Regions from separate parts of the Homo sapiens genome. Here regions 1 and 3 are each linked to region 2. Evidence: read pairs that join two places in POLR2A ChIA-PET (ENCODE). Cell type or tissue: CD4-positive, alpha-beta T cell. All regions are shown on one strand. Region 1 overlaps FHIT (fragile histidine triad diadenosine triphosphatase). Region 2 overlaps FHIT (fragile histidine triad diadenosine triphosphatase). Region 3 overlaps FHIT (fragile histidine triad diadenosine triphosphatase).

The links. ChIA-PET counts read pairs that join two places held together with the same protein. Peaks named below come from ENCODE experiments on the same cell type or tissue, not always from the same donor. Only the 100,000 strongest peaks of a DNase experiment are listed, where the experiment ranks them.
Region 1: POLR2A ChIA-PET joins it to region 2 with 24 read pairs; 5 of 35 experiments call an interaction of 5 or more read pairs at or near these places.
Region 3: POLR2A ChIA-PET joins it to region 2 with 14 read pairs; 6 of 35 experiments call an interaction of 5 or more read pairs at or near these places.

The regions. Positions count from the first base shown.
Region 1 is chr3:60,073,144-60,077,143 of GRCh38, forward strand. All of the region lies in intron 5 of FHIT (fragile histidine triad diadenosine triphosphatase), which reads right to left. Among named protein-coding and RNA genes, the nearest start is that of MIR548BB, 540 kb to the right of the region's middle. In CD4-positive, alpha-beta T cell, no CTCF peak of the experiment used is centred here; no DNase peak of the experiment used is centred here; H3K4me3 peaks cover 1,709 bases; H3K27ac peaks cover 1,171 bases.
Region 2 is chr3:60,008,741-60,012,740 of GRCh38, forward strand. It overlaps FHIT (fragile histidine triad diadenosine triphosphatase), which reads right to left. Exons shown (of 10, transcript NM_002012.4): 7 at 2,631-2,660. Among named protein-coding and RNA genes, the nearest start is that of MIR548BB, 610 kb to the right of the region's middle. RefSeq lists a silencer at 2,135-2,344. In CD4-positive, alpha-beta T cell, no CTCF peak of the experiment used is centred here; DNase peaks (open chromatin) are centred at 1,811 and 2,281; H3K4me3 peaks cover 2,512 bases; H3K27ac peaks cover 3,689 bases.
Region 3 is chr3:60,062,581-60,066,580 of GRCh38, forward strand. All of the region lies in intron 5 of FHIT (fragile histidine triad diadenosine triphosphatase), which reads right to left. Among named protein-coding and RNA genes, the nearest start is that of MIR548BB, 550 kb to the right of the region's middle. In CD4-positive, alpha-beta T cell, no CTCF peak of the experiment used is centred here; DNase peaks (open chromatin) are centred at 1,831 and 2,431; H3K27ac peaks cover 999 bases.

The sequences.
Region 1 (4,000 bases), 64 kb after region 2:
GTTAGCAAGTTGCTTGCTAACCATACAGGTAAATATTGTGCCCCCATATGATGTTTAAAAATAAGGTCCCTTGAGCATATTAAGTAGTAGAGATGGTTGACTCAAGATTCAAGAGTTTCCTGACCCCTTTAATATGTCACATTTTAAGTCTGTATATAACAAAACTATTGGGAAAGGGGATTGCCTTACTCACTCACCTTGCCTTATCATCTTACAAAATATCTTATATTAAAAGAGAGAAAAGGATGACAGCTCTGTATCTATCACCTATTACTCATTATCCTGGGACAACAAACAGCCCCAGAATCTTTCTTTAATGAATATAGGCTCTCATAGTACATGCTTATGTTCGTCTCACGTTTGCTCTCTCTCATTTCAAAACCCTATTTCTCTTCTGCCCTTTATGTCTTCAAAAGAGACGCTGATATTAATTACCTTGCTTCTCTAACCCCTCATCGTTTTCAGCCCCAAACAATCAGCTTCCTGCTTTTAATCTTCTACCAAATCTATTTTCTCATGATCTACCGAAGTCACCCTACTAAGTAAGTGTTTCTGGAAAGGTATTTTCAGTGCCCATTTCCCTTGACCAACCTGTGGCCCTTGACTCACTGGAAAAAATCACTCCACTCCTGCCCTTTGTAATATTATTCTCAGCTGGAATTCTAGCCTCTGTCCTGCAACCTCCAGCTTGATTTTACAATATAAACACTGCTACTTCCTAACAAGTTCACCAGATATACGAAATAACCCTGTATTTCCCACTGAAGTAAATTAGATTGTTGTTCAGTAAATATTCACTCTCTCTTTACTTCTTATTCCTGAGAGGAGTATACTGTCACATTCCTTTGATATCAGACTTGATTTGGCTTAAGACATGTGAATGGAGCAGGGGCTTAAAATGTCATGTGCATTCCTGTCTTTCACTATGAGAAGCAGATGTCTTAGTTTTTTGCTGGGTCTTGGAGGGTGACAGACACATGGACTTAACTCACACCCTATAGTCAAAACAAGCCAAGCTGGCCCACAGACACAAGAATCAGAGTAAATGACTCTTATTTCAATCCACCAAGTACTGGGGACAGTTTGGTACACATGAGTTTTATGAAACAGTTAACTGATGCACCCATACAAATGTTAAACCTTTGTTCACTGGAACAAAGGTTGGAAGTTTTCTCCAACCTTTGTTGGATGGAAATTTTCTCTTGTTCCTCTACTTCTATGGTATTACCTCTCCCATGCCACTTCTCTAACTTCATGTCCTGTATTCTCTCCCTTATTATGTTTTAAACTCCTTTGAAGAGCAAAGCATCAAAAGTTCTTATCCCTAGACAGACACAAATTAAAATTTGCTTATTCATTCATTCATTCATTCATTCAGCAAATGTGTGGATTTTAGAAATGAGTTTCTGTCTCAAAGGTATTTAATACAACACCTGGCTCAGCTTCATGGACTAGAGACACATTATCACTGAGGTCACGTTGTTACTGTTTTTGCTACTCCTGCTAACTGTTCCAAAGGGGAAAAAAAAACAACATGCACTTTAAAAGCATGATGTTCTTGTTGGCAGAAATTACAATAGTTTCTTCTCTTGGTGTTTACTCCCCCAACACTTTCCTCAGCTCTTTATTTCTGATATTCAATTACCCTTTTTCTGCCTGGCTTTTCTCACTTTCCCAGAAGACTTACCCTGGGAAACTTTACTGTTTTCACTGGTGTACATTTGCACTAGTTGGTTTAATTACCAAGTGAATCTACAGCCTCTCAGAACATTTGACACGTCTCCCTTTCACTGGATCCAAGACATGAAGCAATGAAAACGAATGGGTGAATGTTACAGCAAACTCAACCAAAATTTATTTTGCCTGGATTCAAGGATTAGGCTAACATGCTAGCCAGTTTCTGCCCCCCTAAAATGTCACCCTCTGGAATGACAAAAACCTTAATAAGATTTGGAACCAAAGTTCCTATGACCAGAAACTGCTCAACATATATGCGTCACACACAGGAAATAAAGGCACATTTTAAACTAGAGCTGCTGGGTCATCTTTAAAATAGCAGACTGCCTGTCAGGAGAACCAATGGAATAATCAATCACTCAATTTAAAGTGGGGAGCTCCTTTAAAATGCTAGGGTGATGGGGTATGGGCACAAAGTGAATAGCTGTGACAGTACAGTTCCTCAGCCAAGATCCACGAATGTAAGCACCAGTGGGAAGAGCACTAGACCAAGAGGCTCAAAAATATACTGTGACCTTCAACTAGTCACTTAACAAGTGCTCATTGTATCATTTAAAAAATAATACAATAGAACTCCATGAATCCAATTAAATTTAATTCCATATTATTCGAGTGTTTGTTTAAAATGATATTTCTCAAAGCAATGGTCAAATGAGTTTGGAAATCAGTAGATTAAAGAAGGTTAAGCAGGTTTCTGTTCCATGCAACTTCTCAGTAACTTTAATAGTCTACTGTGCACCGTGAAGCTCTCAGACCTGGTGGATGTGGTATGGAACATTCCCCAGACTAATAGGAATCAAAGATCCTGTTTGTTTACCATGGACAGCCTTGTAGAACTCCTATTCTCTATAATACATGGCCATCAATTATAGAAGACACAGAGATACTAAAGAGAATAGTTTTCTTGGGTCCTGGTCCTGAGGCCTGGCATTCTCATGAAGCTGAGTTTATGCCCTCCCCTGTGATTTATGCCATACCTCTGAATCCTTATAATGATGTCCCTTTTTGATCTTAAGATGGCTTTAACTGGTAACTATCATTTGTAAGCAAAAGTACCTTATTAAACAAGAAAAACAGCTACGTGTGAGTTCTGAGTAAATATTGCTAATTTATGTCTATCTGCAATTGTTACTTGGGCTGAAACAAAAGTTCCAGGTAAGTATGATAGTCATTTTGCCAGAGGAGCCTCAATAATCCCTGAGCTGAAATACTTTCATACATCAAGACGTAATCATCTAATATTAGGAAAGCCATTAAGAAATACAATTACTACTGGAAATGAAGACCTTTTACAGGAGAACAGACATGATGGTTTTCCTTAAAAGCTCTTCCCTTTTCCACATCCACTTTCTTCTACTTTAAAATGAAAGTGACTTCATTTTCAAGTGACCTTTTATAAAGTCCAAACATCAAGTGTCGTAAATATTCTAAGTATTCAGAATGAGGTCCAGTACTGTAATATTAAGTTGGATATGCCAGAAACTCAGAAAAGCCTATTTCTCTTTAAATAGCCAACTTATAAAATTATTCATATTGTCTTCCTGGATTCCCATTATGTTCCTCGTGCAAGAAAGTGAAAGTGTTTTATACAAGCCACACTGTGGGGTAATATGGCCAAACTAAGAGCTTTCAGAAGGATTCTTCTCTTATTCTCTACTTCTGCTTCTGCTGCTGCTGCTTTTTTTAAACAAATGAGATCAGAGGCATACTGTGATTAGCAATGCATGTTTATGTAGTGAGACACCAGATTAGAAATGATTATTATCATGTCACCTAACAGAGTGATAATAATGGTACTCTGAGATGGTACAGCTCAGCTGTTGAGGATTCCTACTACAATAATTATTTTAAAATTAATTTTGAAGAGAAAAAGGAAAGAAAGAAAGATGATTGAAACCATTAAAGCAATCCTGATAAATAAGAAAAAAAAACCCAAACACTATGTTTTATTCCTAAGGCAAGCACAAAAAATAAAATAATCACCAAAGTGAGACACGACTGACTGAAAGGTAAAAGGAACATTCATTTTCCCCATCCAAGGAAAACAATAACTGAAAACAATTTAAGGCAAAAAGTTAAGCTTCTATTCTGAGCAAAGGAGAGTTGGACTGTATTTATGTGCTAATAATCTATTTATAAGAAATAACTGATTAAATAAGATAGATAAAACTTAGTAGACAGAAATATATTTTTTTCATAGCAAACAAAGCAATCAAAAGAGAAGTGTTGCTGAAAATATTGACAATTAAAAATCATTCAAGGA
Region 2 (4,000 bases):
TCCAAAATATGAAATGCTCAGAGGCTTGAATTGTAGTATTCACAACTGGACAGCTGAATATTAAAGATGCTGCTTTGTCCCCTAGAGGGGCTGGCTACTGCAAGACTGGCTTCCAGGGGTCATAATTATGTGGCCATTGCCACTCAATATTTTATCATCATACAATACTGAGGCTGGCAAATATCTATCACGGGATGTGCTTGTTAATAATGAAGATTCCCAAGCCCCAGTCACAGTATTCTAAATAAGTAGATTTGGAATAAGAACTGAGAATCAACTTTTTGTTGTTGTTAACTGATACCAAAGTTAATTTTCATGCAGGTGATACAAAGATCGCATTTTGAAAAGCAGATTCAACAACTTTAGATATGGATACTTTGTCTAAAAGGACAGCTTTGGAACCTTCATTGTTCTCTGGGATTTTATGTGTGTGTGTGTGTGTGTGTGTGTGTGTGTGTGTGTGTGTGTGTGTGTGTGTGTGTGTGTGTGTATGGTGGTTTTCTTATAACCACCATATTCTACAAACGAGTCAAGATATCCCCATTATTTCATATCAGGAAACTTCTGTGATCAGGTTGGAAACAACTGAAAGATGTGCAAAACAGCATAACCTGCTGATTTAAAAAACAGAATCGTTTTAAAAAGTTCAACTTAAGCTAAATAATCAGGGTGATGATAACAATAACCACATTCAACAATTCATATATAAGTACTATATGTTAAGAATTAGTCCATCATCATCACCATCAAAGGTAACAAAAACATTACACATTTTGGCCAGATAATTGGGACATCAAAAAGTAATTACTATTGGAGTTACACAATCTGTAGCCATAGTTATCAGCCCAGCTAGGCTCACTGCTTATTTGTTTTGTGTGTGTGTGTTTATTATTTTTAGTCAAGAGATAATTCAAATATGATAAAATTCACCATTTTAAAACGTACAATTCAGTGGCTTTATTATATTCACAATGTTGCACAACCATCACCACTAAGTCCACAACGTTTTCATTACCCTAAAAGAACCTGTATCCATTAGGAATCATTCCCCATTCCTTCCTTGTCCCAGTCCCTGGCAACCACTAATCTACTTTCTATCTCTATTCAGAGCCTGTTGCATAGCAAATATTTTCTATCCCGCTTTAGAATGGCTAAATGAAATTTTGAGATCATATAACCTATCTATTCATATAAGTTTTAGCTATGCTTACTATGCACCTATTATCATTCTGTGCATCCCACTTAATACAGTTTGTGCATTCCCCCATGTCACTAGCTATGCCTCTACAGTATCGCTTTCAATGGCTGAAGGAATTCCATCAAATAGATATTGCATAGTGCATCTAACTAATCCGGTATAGTTGGAATTTACATTTGAATACTGAGTTTTAAAAAATCTTGGAACCAAGTTTAAACATTTGTGTTTTGCATTTCAAGAAGTGATTTCAAAAAGAAGCCACAGGTATTAAATCCTTTCTTTGCATCCGTATATTTAGAGCCTCACATGGAGGTGAGACAGTGGGACAGAGGAAAGCTGAAAGCCTCTGTGTCTATCACCATACCCTGTGTGTAGAGCAATTAGGAGGCTAGCCCTTTTTTATGATAAGGAATTTGGTAGCCCATATGGTGGCAGTCCCTACATAAACTTTCACTGCTTAGAAGTATTTCCCAGAGATTGTATTTTAAAAGTCCCAGAATAGCTGTGTTAAAGACAAAAGTAAAGTAAGATCAAAAGGGAACTTACGTTTATTTGGCATTGTTTGTGTGGGCAGCACCTTATCCACTCACAGCTAGTCTTCGAAGCATTAAACTTTATTTCAACAAAGTGTAACATTAACATCCCAGCCTGACTTGCTTCTGACTTCTAGCACCAAAAATAGAGCCTTTTCTATGACTTAGGTGCAGAATCTACCCGTATAGGAATTAGCATTTGTATGAAAAGAGCTGAAACCCAGCTTCTGAATCAGCCAGGATTTTATTATTTTATTTTTACTACAGAAGCAGAGACTATCCTAATAAATCCTCCTTTCTTCTCCTAGCACACTTAAAAACCCATCTTTGAGCTCCACTGACTCCATTAGGTTTGAACTTTGGTATTAAGTACACAGGGAGGAAAAGAGTAGGTGTGGGGGTGACGAGAAGGAGAACAGAGAGAAGCACAGGAGAACAGAAAGGAAGGGAGGCAGCTTGATGCTACTGCTGCGGTTATTGCTTCACTCAAAAACAATGAAGCAAAAGCAGACTATGTCAAGAAGCAAAGGTGTGTCAAAGACACCCCAGGCTTAACATGGGGCTGCACAAACCCACAGGAAGCTCACATGCTATTTCCTAGACACTCTCTCACATGAACCACTTTGACTTATGTTTCCGGACTCCTTGATTTAGTTTCTGTTTTAGCGTTTGCACAATAATAATTTTACTACTAAAAGTAAATGTCTTGTAAACCAATGGGAAACATATTGTTTGGCAGAGTTTATAATGTCAGGATTTACGGCTCTAACACTGAGGGTCTCTCTGACCTCGAAGATAACATAATGAAACAGCAATGTGCTGCATATGACTCGTTGTGATTTTTTATTAGTTCTCATAATCGCCTCTTATTAATTTGTATGCACATAATAAGCACTCACCTTCACAGTCTGTCCGGCTTCGGGGCCATCCTAGAAGTAGGAAAAAACCAACAGAGGTGAGAATAGATAGATGGTATCTCCTGCTTATTCAGAAATATCACCCATTAATAATTTAGATGCAATTTCATTGTGTGTTAATTTATAGTATTCTCATGGGGACCATTGGCTTCAAATGTGCGGGATTAGACAGTTCTCCATTTCCGCCTGAGAGTAAGTGCGAAGTTATGTATAAAAATGATATAAATTATCCAGCAAGCCAACTCCTTGCTACTTTTCATGCTCTTTGCTCTAGGCTATGGTTTTAATTGCATTAAAGGAAGGCTGAAAATGTTTGGGGAGGTGAAGTATCACACCTTCTGGTTATGTTTAGAGGTGGTTTAATTAATGTCTGATTACTTTAAGCTTCTACTCAGGAAATCTGCTATAAACATAAGCCATTAAGGAAGAATATGGGGTATTTCATATGGGAAGAGTCCTCTGGCTATTCTGACCTTGTGGGAGACAAATGGTAGTGTTCATTGTAGCTGGACCCTTTTCCCAAACTGGTTCCCTTTCTCTGTTTCTGAAGCTTAGTTGGAAATGGGCAAACTCACCAAGTCACCAGCCATAATATAAAGCAAAAGCAGATACTCAGCTGGTTGAGATGGCCAAACAAAGCAATGGCTCCACAATCAGAAATTCCAAAATAGAATTTCACCTCTGCAACTTTAGCCAGGTTTGTCTACCTCTATGAGCCTGACTAACGGGGTGAGAACTCCCGCCGTAAGGATTAAGCATAACTGTGTATATCAGGGATTTTCAAACTTAGAGTCACAATCCATTAGTGGGTCATGAAGTCAACTTAATGGGTTGCAATCAGCATTACAAACAATGTAAATCAGGTGTTTTTTTTGTTGTTTTTTTTTTTTTTTTTTTTGAGAAAGGGTCTTACTCAGTTGTCCAGGCCAGAGTATGGTGGCATGATGGCGGCTCACTGCACCCTTGACCTCCTGGACTCAAGTGATTCTCCTGCCTCAGCCTCCTGAGTAACTGGGACTACAGGCATGCACCATCATGCCTGGCTAATTTTTGTATTTTTCTTAGGGACAGGGTTTTGCCATGTTGCCCAAGCTGATCTCAAACTCCTGAGCTCAAGAGAGCTGCCGGTCTTAGCCTCCCAAAGTGCTGGGATTACAGGTGTGAGCCACCACACCCAGCCAGAAATCAGATCTTAATAGAATAAAAACTATTAGACTGCACAGAATGAGTAAACATTGTTTTGTGAAACTCTGGTTTCCTTTATCAATATAGGCATATGCATATATTTCATATATGTGTGTCAGGGGAGACAGGCATGATTTTGAAATAAATATGTATCTTACTGTAGGTTA
Region 3 (4,000 bases), 54 kb after region 2:
ACGATCTTTCTTCTACTGAAGTGCTGGATTTATCCTAAGAAGGCATTCTTCTGTTAATCCTTACACCAGAATGCCAGCTAATTAAAACAGAAACAAAAACAAACAGAAACGCTGTTTGAGAAATGTTCTTTGTAAGGGAGATGACCTAACATGAATTTTTGGATGAAATTATAATGGATATGGAGGAGTTTTGTTTTTTTGGTTTGAGAAAGAATCTTCAGGAAAACATATAGAATTTGCAGGAGAGTCATGTTCATTAAACCATCTCAGAGTTAAAGACTGGAGGGAATAGATGTTAATAGCCATAAAGGCCTTGCAGAAAAAGGCAAACCTTCTTTTCCAGTAGGAGAGAAGAAGTGAAAAGGGATGGAGGAGGAGAAGAGTCAACTGAGGAGCAAGAAATGTTCCACAATGAGACCGCTTCACAATATCTCCCAGTTCACAACTAAATTAAAATAATGCCTGGGGAGAAGACTGTTACAGATACATGCAAACAAATTGCACATCCTGTTAAGTAGGGCAAAACAGACACTTGGACAGAGAAACCAGAGGAAGACAAAATTCACAGAGAAGGTGGAGAGAACTTTAACTTCTCATGAACTGTGGAATTGGTAGTTTGAGTACATTATAGTTAGATCTCCATTGAGCAACAAGGTCCCGACTGACATCTGGTCTACAAGATCAACTTTCTGGCAATACGGTAAATTTTTTGACAGTTACTAAATGAGACTGAATATAAGCAAAATAAAAATCATCTTGTGTTTCAAGAAACTGATATACTCCAGATACATCACCATAGCATATGGAGATTTCTTTAACTAGAAAAAATAGTCCATCCAAATTCACATTGGTTGAGGAAGCCAGAACACTGACTTATCCATGTTTACCACAGCTCATCTGCCTTCCCTCCCTTAATAAAAGCAGAGGCCCAGAGTGACTGCCAAACAAAATCTACCTAAAAAACATGCCATTCAATTTTTTTAGAAGGCCATTGAAAGATAAGCAAATTAAATTAAAAGAAAGGAATGAAGAGATTTTCCTTCTGTCTGGTTGTTGAGAGAGAACATTTCTTGCATATCCAGCATTTGGCAATCTCTTAGCAAAATGGCAAATTCACAAACCCTTTAACCCAGCAAATGCATTGCTAAGAATTTGCCCTACAGATATACTTCCAAATAGTATGCCAGAATTTGTGCAAGAATGTCCTTTGTAGTATTGCCCATAAAAACAAACAAAAAAATGGAGAAGAAAACCCATATACCATCCATTGGGTTAAACGCGTTTTGATTTATCAATACAAAACAATATGTACAGCTATTAAGAATAATGAGGTAGGTCTGCTCTTCAAGATATACTATGCTTTGAAACAAGCTAAGTGTGAAGAATGTATATAATATGCCATTTAAGTAAAGATTTTAAAGGCTCCGTGTCGTTTTGTTTAGATGTCAACATGTGCATAATTTCTTTTTCTGAAAAGCTACAGAAGAAACTTCACAATGGTAATATTTGGAGGACAAGAGGCCAGCATGTCAGAGAAGAGAAGGAAAGGAAAGTTTTCATTTTCCTCTTATACCTTTCCTTCCTGCCTGAAGTTATAGGTATGGCTAATTTGATTTAAATCAATAATATTAATGAAACATAAAAGTAAAATAATTACCTAGTAATAATAAAACTATGTTGTTTATAACTCTTATTTGATGTTTGGATTCTCAGAATTTACTTCACTGAACTCCGAAATGGGTGGTATTTTTGAAATTTTTAGCTGCAATGAAAGAACACAGTATAACTGATGCACCCCACCCCCAACCAAACCACCCTCATACCTTGTCCACCACTGCCATCTCTATCTTGCATTTGAAAATATGCAGAGAAGACTCTGTTTCCATGCTACAGACAGTACTTCTAGAATTTTGACCGCATAGTAAACAGTCATTGTATCATCCACACCCTGAATGATGAGGGACAGGGACAGACAGAACCTACCTACCATGTGAGCAGCTCTAGAGCTGTCATAGCTATAGCTGACTCTAGCTCACAAAGCAGACATGAGGAAAAGCAAAGTTTGCATGTGCACATACACACAACACAAGCACACTGAGAATGAAGGAGAACAATGTGAGACTATACTGGTCAAAGAGTATTTAGGATCTGCCAAATAATCCAGTTTTGTTTGTATTTTCATTTACATCCCTTTCACCTTAACCATTTTCACAGTTATCAACTCTCTAATACACTGACACATGCTGTGTTAGGCACTTCGCAAGTATTATCTCATTTACTTCTCATTTAAAATGCCATTGGTTAATATCATAATCTTCCCATTGCATATGAAGAAATTGACACTTAAAGATATAACACTTACCCTACTCAAAGTCACACATCTACATCTAGCAAGTGGGAGGTGGCATTCAAACATAAACACAGCTGGCCTCAAAGGCACTATGACTCACTGTATTCATTCCTGATTCAAGTCTCATGCCTTGCCCTGAGACTGTTCTTTAGGACATAAATTGGGCAAAGAGCAATCAACTCACAAAAAGAGAAGACCTTCCAGACCAAAACTAGGAAGTTTGGAAAAATGAGAATCATGAAAATATGCGTATTACACATACAGCCAGGTTGAAGAAGACAGAAAGCATTAGAATGTGGAGGAACCTTATGAGCTAGAATGCTTAGTACTTAAAGAAATGTCTTTGGGATCAGCCATGCTCCTGGGATGAATCCTGACCTGGCCATGATCTAACTGTCACCTTAACCATGTCACCGAGAGGCTTAACCTGCACTTACTTCTTTCATCTGTAAAATGGATGGCATAATAGTGCCTGCTTCACAGAGGCATGGTGAGGGTTGAATAAGATCATGCACATTAAGTACCTAGGACCCAGTAACTCTCTGTAATTATGCTGTGTTTGAGATCATAAAGCTCTTAATCATTATAAAAGTACCTGAGAAATTCTGGAATGCTATAACAGGAAAACTTCTGAAAATATAGACTACCCCTAGGCAAGCCCTTTGTTTTACACAGCAAGAAAGTGAGACCTAATCAGTTAGAGGCAAGATGCTTCTCAAGTCAGTCTATTGAGTTTTTATTTTGCACTGAATTACACATCTACAGAGCTTCCTGTAGCAGGAAACTCTGCTCAGTTTGCCCATTGCTCATTCCTAACACCTTTTTCTCCTGCCTGTTCCCATCCCATGGCCAACTACTCATTCTCTCAGACCATCTTGAAGCCAGTGAAAATCTGCTGGGGAATACTCGGGGGAAGCATATGATTTTCCAGTAGCAACACTGCTGCTGCCACCTCTCTCCCTTTCTTCCTACCGTGAATTTGATCATGGTTCCAGGAAATAGGGTGGCCATCTTGCAAATAGGCAGATTAAAACAATCACTAAGACACTGCCTACCTCCAGGAGGTCTTCTTGTTACCAAAGAAAATACACCCCTATTTTTTTAAGCAACTGTTAAAGGCAGGGTTTCTGTTACATGCAGCTGAACTCATTCCCAGAAAATGATAGAAGTCCTTTTTCCATGGACATTGACACAGTCTAGGATGGGATGGTGGGGATAGTACAGGGTACTCACCAGCTGTTGGAGGGAAATCCCCAGGTTGTGAGAGCTCTTTTATTTAAAAAAAAATTAAAATGTAAGTCAAACTCAGGCTTAGTTTTGAAGTTCATTTCTCACCTTGTTCTCATTTTTATCTTGATACTCCGAATGAATTTCCCAACGATATCTAAGAGCTTCCCATTCCCAGGCTGGTCCAGTGATTTTTAGTGAAATTAGGTTTTATTGAAAGTGAGTTGATTTTTACTTATTAATGTTCTGCTAATTAGAGCACTTTGTCAATATCTCCATGCATGCATTATATTCTCATGTCCACAGCATGTGTTTAGAAATATGTGGATAACAAGATGGAGAGTTAGACTGTTCTGGCCCTAATGACCTCCCGCCCTCTCAAAACGCCAACATAACTTCTGGTCACGTAATCATGGGCCACCT